Regions from separate parts of the Mus musculus genome. Here region 2 is linked to region 1. The links are chromatin loops, found by intact Hi-C in ENCODE. Cell type or tissue: heart. All regions are shown on one strand. Each heading gives the region's core, and the rest is flanking DNA. Links, peaks and the distances in the headings are about the cores only. Region 1 overlaps Septin9 (septin 9). Region 2 holds the start of Snhg20 (small nucleolar RNA host gene 20).

The links. Peaks named below come from ENCODE experiments on the same cell type or tissue, not always from the same donor. Only the 100,000 strongest peaks of a DNase experiment are listed, where the experiment ranks them.
Region 2: a loop joins it to region 1, with 2.9 times the contacts of the local background. A loop is called at or near these places in 3 of 42 quality-filtered maps.

Annotation. Positions count from the first base shown.
Region 1 is chr11:117,310,863-117,315,248 of GRCm38, forward strand. All of the region lies in intron 2 of Septin9 (septin 9), which reads left to right. Among named protein-coding and RNA genes, the nearest start is that of Gm34065, 14 kb to the right of the region's middle. In heart, for the core only: CTCF peaks have their summits at 2,319 and 3,349; DNase peaks (open chromatin) are centred at 439, 1,609, 1,859, 3,319 and 1 weaker place; H3K27ac peaks cover 2,769 bases.
Region 2 is chr11:117,074,187-117,078,572 of GRCm38, forward strand. Snhg20 (small nucleolar RNA host gene 20) reads left to right here and starts at 2,597. Exons shown (of 2, transcript NR_027059.1): 1 at 2,597-3,016. It overlaps Mir6516 (microRNA 6516), which reads left to right and starts at 3,162; the gene lies at 3,162-3,271. In heart, for the core only: a CTCF peak has its summit at 2,558; a DNase peak (open chromatin) is centred at 2,575; H3K4me3 peaks cover 2,229 bases; H3K27ac peaks cover 1,682 bases.

The DNA of each region.
Region 1 (4,386 bases), core at 296-4,295:
CGTGGTGAACCCCACGCCAATCTTTGTCTTTAAAAACAAACTACCTGATGGTGCTCTGAGGAATGACACATCAGACTGTCAGATTACTCTCTGGCCTTCACTCACGCACACAGAGGAATTATAGCCCCTAAATAGAGGACCGGTGTCGGGGAGGCTGTGTGAGCATCCAGGTGGACCCTGGCTGTTTCCGGTAACCCATCTCAAGGTTCTCCCAGTCTCTGCATCTCAAGACTCTCCTGCCACTCATAGCCCTTCATCCTGGCTACAGACACTCTTCCAGGGAGCCAGCTGACACATTTGGCCTCTGAGATTTTTTTTTGAACAGCAATGAAGGGAAAGAATGAGTAAGAAAGAGTGGGGGAAGGTCGGTGGGGAGGGGCAAACAAGCTGGAAAGTCCAAACATGTGTTGTAGAAGCAGGTGCCAGCATGACATCATCAGGAGGGTGGCTGAGGGCCCGAGCCCGGCTCAGCCCAGGAGAAGCTGGCCCGGGAGGCTGCCCTTGGCTCCATTCTGCCCTGCTTGGAGTCGAGAGATTTGTTTCCATTTTAGGGACAGCTCTGGAGGCTGTCCTCTTAACTCCCGGCCGCATTAATAGTTCATTAATTCTGGATCCTTGCTGTGTTCGTTCTTACATGTTCCAAGTGCTGGGTTAGTGTTGAAGAGGAGGCGCAGAGAGAGGGAACCACTGGCTCCAGGCCACACAGCTTAGAGTGTTTGCCTCCGAGCCTCAGCTGGCAGGTGAAGGAAGAGACCTGTGGTTTCCGTAGTGCATGAGGGGGTGGTGGCCTCTGCTTAGCCTCCTTGGCCCAACAGGAGGGGTCTCTGGATACTCCATAAAGTGAGAGCCTCACTTCTGTGGTCCCTCGGGAGAGCTGGCAGGAGGCAGAGATACAGGGGACCGTTGGCCTTACTTGGATTCGCCAATTGGACACGCAGATGCTGCTGTGCTGTGAGGCCAATTACTGCACTGGTGATCTTCACTCCTCTGTGCCTCCTGCTTTGTTTAGAACCTTCTTCTGTGCCCCGCCCCATATTCCCAGGGCTGTCTTCGACCCTGATACAGGATCAGAGCTATCCTCTGCCTGCTGTGTTTTCTGCTGACTCTGTAGCACTTAGCTTTGGGAAGTCTCTGTATGACTCAGTTGATGTGTCTATAAAATGGGTTGCTGGCGTCTTCCTCCCTCCTAAGCCTCTGGGAAGAGTCTGGTGAGAGGTGTTGCTGGAAACCACTTTGTACCAGCGAGTTTTCTGGCTGAGTGTGGTTTGGTTGGTAGAATGCTTGCTCCCATGCAAAAGACCCTTGGGCTCAGACCCCAGCGCTGTATAAACTGAGTGCGGTGGTCCCCGCCCGCCCGTAGTCTGAGCATTGGGGAAGTGTAAGCAGGAGGACAGAAACTCAGGCTGATGCTTGACTCCAGAGTGAGTTTGAGGTCAGCCTGGGCTACGTGAGACTCTTGTTTCTAAATAAACAAGTCAAACAAAGTGCTTTTCGGAGCTGTTCCAGGCACTGGTTTGCTAAAGCTCGGGCCAGCGGAAATCTGGGTCCTTCTGGAGCCCTGGTGCTGAGGGAGGGCTGATGTTAGGGTCGGCTCAGTGCCCAGGAGGAAGTGGGAATTGTCCGTCAGGATAGGAGCCAGCCTAGATTCCCACTGTCAGAAAGGGCTGGGTGACCAGTGATACTGAATAGCCACCCATGAACGTCCGTCTCTGCCTGTCCATGCCTGGGCCAAAGCGAGCTCTTCCCCGGCCCCCCAGCCCAGTCCCTCAGCAAACTCTTCCTGGTGGCCTTTCCTCCCCTGGAGCCCCTCTGGCCTGCACCATGTGACCAAGCACAGGAGGAAGGGCCCAGCTGTGGGAGGTCATGCTGGCCAGGGACTGAGTCTACAGGACCGGCCTCCCAGGAAAACCAGCTGCGTGGGAAACAAGCCAGCAGCTCCGGAAGTCTGTGTGATGCAGTCTGGACTCCAGGCCTGTCACCGTGACCCACTCACGGCTTTCGTGGCTCAGCATCACTGTACCCAGTCACCAGCCAGCTTGAGAGAGACTTGTATGTGCCACCGCTCAGGCCCAGCCCTCCCTATCTACACGGGCATCTCCTGCATCTTCCAGTCCATCCCAGCACAGGCTGAGGAGTGTCCCAGTGGCAGGAAGAAGCTTCCGGCCTGCACTTCTGTGAGGCCTAAAGTTATTTGCCAGATAGATCCTGAGTCTGTTCTCCAGCCCCTCCCATGGGTGACTGACCTCATCCCACGATGCCCCCTGCAGTCTGGCCACCCCAGGAGAGCTAGCCTCTCCAGGTGATTTGTGTGAAGGGCGCCCCCTGGCAGCGGGTAGTGGTCTCACATCTGCTGAGCGGCCAGCCCTGCGCTCTGTGCCTGGCGTGTCTCCTGGTCCACAAAGGCTTGTCTTCACAGCTGGGTGTTTGTGGTGCCTGCTCCTTGCTGGAGAGAGATGGATCCTTCCTTTTCCTGGCTGCTTCACTCTGCTGCCAGCTTCAGGGCCGTGGCCTCAGAGGGCCCTTCCTCTCTTCAGCCAACACAGCTGGAGTCCCTGCCCTGGGAGGCTGTCCGCAAGCAGTGTTGAGGACCTGGCAGCCCAGTCCTTTTGAACTTTATTTTTACACTTTATTTAGCGTGCGTGCCATAGCGCACCTGCAGAAGGCTGAGGTAGCTAATGGGGCTCAGACCCTCCTGCTAATTGTCAGACTTGGCTGCGAGCAGCTTCACCCCCTGAGCCCTCTCTCTGGCCCTGGCTGTGGGTGCGGGGACTAATGGCTTGTCATCATTCATGCTGTGTGAATGCCCTTGGACTACTAGGGGAATATGGTGGAGATGCTGTGAACGCCTGAAGAAGCAGTCAGAGAGGGCATCCTGGCAGAAGCGGCAGCCCCTAAACCATGAACAGGGGTGATAACCATGGGAAATGCTTCAGGGGTTGACCTGGTCCCAGAGGATGGGGGAAGGAAGAGGAGAGAGGGCCAGGGTGGGCCTACTGCCCCCACTCTGAGGGTGGAGGGTGAGGTTGTTCTGGAAGCCACAGAGGAGGCAAACGTTGGTTGTGCGTGCCTGCGATCCCTGTACTTGGGAAACTGAGGCACGAGAATCGTGAGTTTGAGGTTAGCCTGGACTACACAGAGGCAGAGGCACCCTACCTCAAAAACAAAACAACAAAAACCAAAGCAAACCCGCTCTCCACACCTGCCATCCAACCGTTCTCGGAGTGCGTTTGCTGTAGCTATAGGAGGTGCCTACCTCACCCTCCTAGTGTGCCTGCAAGACTCATGAGTCAAGTGTATTTCTGCCACAGGGTTGGCTCCCGTCCCTGGCTCAAGCCTTCATGTATTAAGGATTCTGAGGCCAGGGGGCAGGCTTGTGCTGTGGGTAGGCACTGTCTGCCTGGGGTGAGGGGAAGATGGTGGAGAGGTAACTAAGTTGCCCCATTTGGCAATCCCGTACTGTTCAGATCTGGGCAATGCCTGTTCTGTAGTTACACCGTCCTGGTTCTACTATGGAGTCTGTTGGGCCACACAGCACACTGTCTGGTGACCTGGACCTACCCATATTTCTACCCGAGCACTCTGATCCGATCTGGTCTGCATGCCTTATCAGGATCACGGCAGTCCTACCAACGGCTGCTGCAGACCTAGCCTTACCTGTTCCCCCCTGCCCCATTTGCCAGTCATTGAGCCCAGCTGTCTGCACCGTCTCCTCTAACACTCTTAGAAACTTAGGAGGCCCAGATTGGCTGAGTCCCCGGCCCATGGTCACACAGCAGGTGCACGGCAGCCATAGGATCCGAATCGGACCTTTGACTCACCAGAAGTCTTGCAGCAAAGGCATATGGAAGGAAGCCAGGCAAAGAACAGCTATGGTGGCCTTGTGTCAGGGATAGTGACCTGTAGCCTGCGCTGTGGGCATGCAGTCCCACTGCAGAGATGATCCTGCGGTGAGAGAATAAGCTGTGATCTCTGGGTTTCTCTGTGCCCACCTACAAACAGTGGCGCTTCCTGGAATCTTCTGGTCCCCTGTATGGAGCCTATACAAGGGGCCTAAGAGTCCCAACCCTGGCTGGTCGGCGGACACCATGCTCAGGGGTCAGTGGTAGAGGCAGGTCTGTGGTTATGCTTCTTCTCCCGTGAGGACAGAGACCGTGGGTTGCTCTGGTAGGGTTAATGTCCTGCACACCGGTCTCTAAGAAGGGTGTGTCCCTCCCCACCTCCTTAGCTGGGAGTCAGGCCTCAGTCCCTGCCGACCTTCATCCCAGCCAGAGGGAGAGACAGTGACATTGGAGACAGGAGCTGACCCAGTGAGGGTACAAGCCACCCTCCCTTAGCGCAGGGCACTCCACCCCACCCTCCTCTGCCCAAGCCTCAGTCACTGAAGCC
Region 2 (4,386 bases), core at 308-4,307, 240 kb before region 1:
CTCTGATGGGTGGAGAAGGGGCTGTCCCTGACCAGGGACCCCCGAGGCCACACCCTGTCGCCCTGGGGTTATAGGAGAGACAGGATAGGGGAAGAAGTTCCCAACACTGATCAGAGTGTGCAGCGGGTCTTGATGGAACAGAGATTTTCTATGGTTTAAGAGCTTTATTATAGAAATGCAGGGGAAAGAGAGAAGGGAGAGAGAGAGGCTAGAGAGAAAGAGAGAGAGAGGAGAAGACAAAGAGAAAGGGAAGAGGAGAGAGAAGTGAGAGGTAAGGGAACAAAGGAGTAAGAGATCAAGGTGGGGGCCTAACAGCCCCTTTTATGGTCTTCACTGTTGCTAGGTAACTGGGGAGGAGTTTAGCCTGAAGGTCAGAAGCTTGGGCCATTGCTTACACGACTACTTACCACTGACCATGCTTCTCTTGTGGAGGGTGTGGGAGGTGGTAACTTAGGCAGGAGCCAGAGTTCCAGGAGCATAAGGGAACGCCTACCATGTCATGTAGGTGAATTATGACCATCGGGGTTCAGACCTCAGCTCAACTGGATACCAGCCTGCAATTTCCCACAGACATGGACCTGAAGTAACCTGGCCCTGTGTTTCCTGAATTTTGGTCCCTCAAATTTGGCTCCAGAGCCAGGCGTGGTGGTGCATGCCTTTAATCCCAGAACTGGGGAGGCAGAGGCAGGCGGATTTCTGAGTTCGAGGCCAACCTGGTCTAGGACAGCCAGGGCTATACAGAGAAACCCCTGTCTCGAAAACAACAACAACAACAAATGGCTCCAGAATAAATTATCTCTTATTTCCTTTGGGGCAAAAGTTGTGTCTTGCGCGCGTCGGACTCGACCAGCAAGAACGACGCTGCAACAGGATCCTTCTGCACACATTTATTGGGAGAGCTTGATTGCAGAGGCGAAGAGACCCCAAGCCCAGAACTGGTGCTGCTTATATAGGCCTAGGAGAGGCGTGTCTCACACCCGGATTGGTTATGCACTACGCCTCATTTGCATGTTCCTCATCTGATTGGCTATTCTCTCTCTGTACCTCACAGAGCCTCATTATCATACCTCATTTGCATGTCTCACATCTGAGTGGTTATACTCTCAAAGCCTCATTATCATGCCCAGGCCAGGCAGTGTCTTTGCAAAAAACTTTACTGCATATGTACACATTGGTTGTTTGTCCAAACTTATGGGTGGTGGCCAGCAGTAGTCAGTGTCACTCTGCAACGGCACATGTGGCTTCCCACAGTTGTGTTTTTACATCCACAAGACTCATCTCAATAAATAAATAAAATAGCCTTCAAAGGGGGAGTCTGTATTCAGTGGTTGGATTCACATTACAGTGAAACATGCAAAAACCCTTCATTCATCTCAATGAGGTTCGTGTGTCATTTTCTTCATTTACTGAAAATACAGAGTGCACCCTCTCCTTGCCTTTCCCCGCGCCTCTAGCTGACCTGAAGATGATCTTGATTCCAGTTAGAAGGAGCCACAGCTGTAGGGGTAATGGCTGTGTGACACTTTCCCTAGGGAGATGAGACCACCTTGTTTACTAAATGACAGACCAAAGTAACAATGACACCAAATGCCCCTCCCGCCCCCATGAAGTGGCCAGTTTTCTGGGGTTACTCACAGGAGCACGGATAGCCCAAAGACACTCACATTACTAAGAGCCTAGCCCAGCATGAGTGACAGCTCAGGAGAGCTGGAAACTGGAGCTCTCTGCATGATTTGGGGCTAATTCCACAAGTTCGGAGGGTCTCTCCTCATTAAGGAGGGCGGGGCCTTGTGAATCTGGTAAGCTTTAGGAATTTTTTGAGACTTGTCACTTATTTTCCGAGTCTTAGAGTCTTAAGGACTATCCGGATCGCACTTTCTCAAGCTTCCCTCCGGGTGAGATGTTTCGGAGGAAATTACTACATAGCACCGACTTGGCCCTGGCATTATTGATCAATTTTTTTTCGTGGGATTTCCCATTGGCCCCTGGGATACCTTGGGATGATTGAAACCTGGACCTGCATGCAGGACTTGGATGCCACTTTGGAGGTTGGAGGTCTTAGCCCAGAGATGCCACATCACAGATCTAACTAACCCTTTGCTGGACCACGGTGTCATGTTCCTCGGGAGGTCTCTGCTGAAGGCATGATTCTAGATACAGTCCTGCGGCGGTCAGGTCAGAGGTGCGATTTTGGGAAGCCTTTGGATCAAGAGGGTGCTGACGTCAACGGGTATCAGTTGATACCACCTATGGGTTTATACTGTGATGGAAGGTCACACACAGGTTTGCAACAGAACCAGCTGGGTTTCAACTGCCTTTGCCACAACAGGGCTGACTGGGCTCGGGAAAGTCAACTTTTTGGTCTGCACAGGGCTGCGTGATTGATAAAGGGTCAGTGGCTAGGCTAGCTCCTGCCGCCCAAGAGTAGGGAGTCCCTCCCGCTTGCGCCCCTGTAGACGAGGTCCCACCGCCGCGTGGAACTCTGGCCGCTCTAACCGCGTCTAGAACGCGGCCCCTTTAAGGCCGACCTGGATGACCCGAAGGCCAGAGCGACCTTCTAGCGGCCGTCTCGATGGTAAATCTTCAGTTCCGGCCGGAAGTGCATTTGCAGAGCTGGTTCCGCCGGGGAGGAGAACTCGCGTGCTCCGTGCAGAGGGGATGCATCCTGCGCAGCGTGGCTCGGGGGCGCCGTGGAGCCTCCCGAAGGCGATCGTGGGATTCAGAAACCTCTCCCGGGACTCCCATGGGAGGAGGCTGACCCCGGGCCGGCACGCGATCGCGGGATGGGCTGGAGTTGTAGGAAGGCCCTAGGCCCGGGCCGCCATCGGCGGGGCACTGGCTGCTTCTGTGTTGCAGGCGCCGCACGGGTTCGTCCGCTTACACAGAATTGTATTAAATTGTCTTTTTATTTCCCCACCCAGGAAATGAACCACATCCCCCAACGACTAGACGGAAGCACGCACAAGCTCCTTCCTCCCGAGGAGCGTTTCCAGTGACTTGAGCTTGGTTGGCCCAGGTATGTCAATCCTTGGGGGTGGGACGGTGACCTGAGGCCGACGGTCTGGGAAAAGGCTCCTGTGTGGCTGTACCCGCCCGAGGTGGGTGCAGCCCCGTACCAGACAGCCCGACCTTGACCTAAAGTAAAATCCCAGAGGAGGAGGAACCTCTTCCCTGGGGTTAGAATTTGCAGTAACAGGTGTGGACATCCTAGCAGCAGTTTGGTGGTCATGTATGATACTGCAAACAGGAGCCCTGCTGAAGCTGTGGGGACTGAGCACAGTCCTCCAAAAGCAAATATTTGACCATTACTCAAGCCCCTCACTTTAGATAAAAAAGAGAAAAAAGACGTATTCATTATTTTATTTTATTTTAGAGTGTGGATGTTTGCCTGGTGCCCCCAAGGGGTCACAAGAGGGTACCAGATTTCCCAGAAGTGGCATTATAGAGTATTGTCAGCCCCGGTGTGGATGCTGGGAACTGAACCCAGGTCCTTTAAGAGGGCAACAAGTGTTCAGCTTCAATGCTGAGCCATCTCTCCAGCAACTGCACCACCCCGCTCTGAGATAGGGTCTCACTTAGCCCAGGCTGGCCTTTACTCATTAAGTAGCTGAGGGCAGCCTTTGAACTTCTAATCCTCCTTCCTCTGCCTCTGGTAGCCGCCTGGATGACCGGCATCCTCGAGCACACGTGGTTTATGGGATGTACGGATAAAGCTCAAGGCTATATGCATGCTAGGAAGTCTTCTACTCCTGGGTGTCTGTCCCACCCACGTGGAGCTTAAACAAAGATGCATACAGTTGTGACTCCAGACGTCACTGGACAAGACACCAGTACAACCCAAACAAACAGAAATCGTTCCCCAGGACTCACCTGAGCGACCGTGGGCCCCACTAGGTTGTCTCTTCAGTGTGGTTGAAGGACTGGGCGTTTGCATTTTGAGTAGCCACATGGGGCCAGTGGTCACCATTTTGAAGGTCCTGGGTGTGGCATACTTCCGGAAAAACCATGACAAGAGGAATCTGCCATAGTTCAGGCTTGTCACATGCTCTTCAGGGGCACGGGAGCCAGGCTGGAGTGTGGCTCAATGATAGACATATGCTTAGTGTGTCTTGAGAAGGTCCTGCTTGTTACACGGGACTCTGCATCTGTTCAGGTAGACATCAACAAGTCATGGAAGGCAATTGGAAAGAGACAGCACACAGGGACTATGGCGGTCCTGTGAGGGAGGTACAGATGGGGTCAGGAACACAGGCATGCTGGAGTCAGACATGGCTGGAGGGGAGGGAGGTCAAATAGGAATGGATTTCAAGTTGTGCTGAGCTGCAGAGGCCTCGTTTCTGCATCTGTCAACCAGCAGGTTTCCAAGGAAAGCCTGCAGTTAAATCT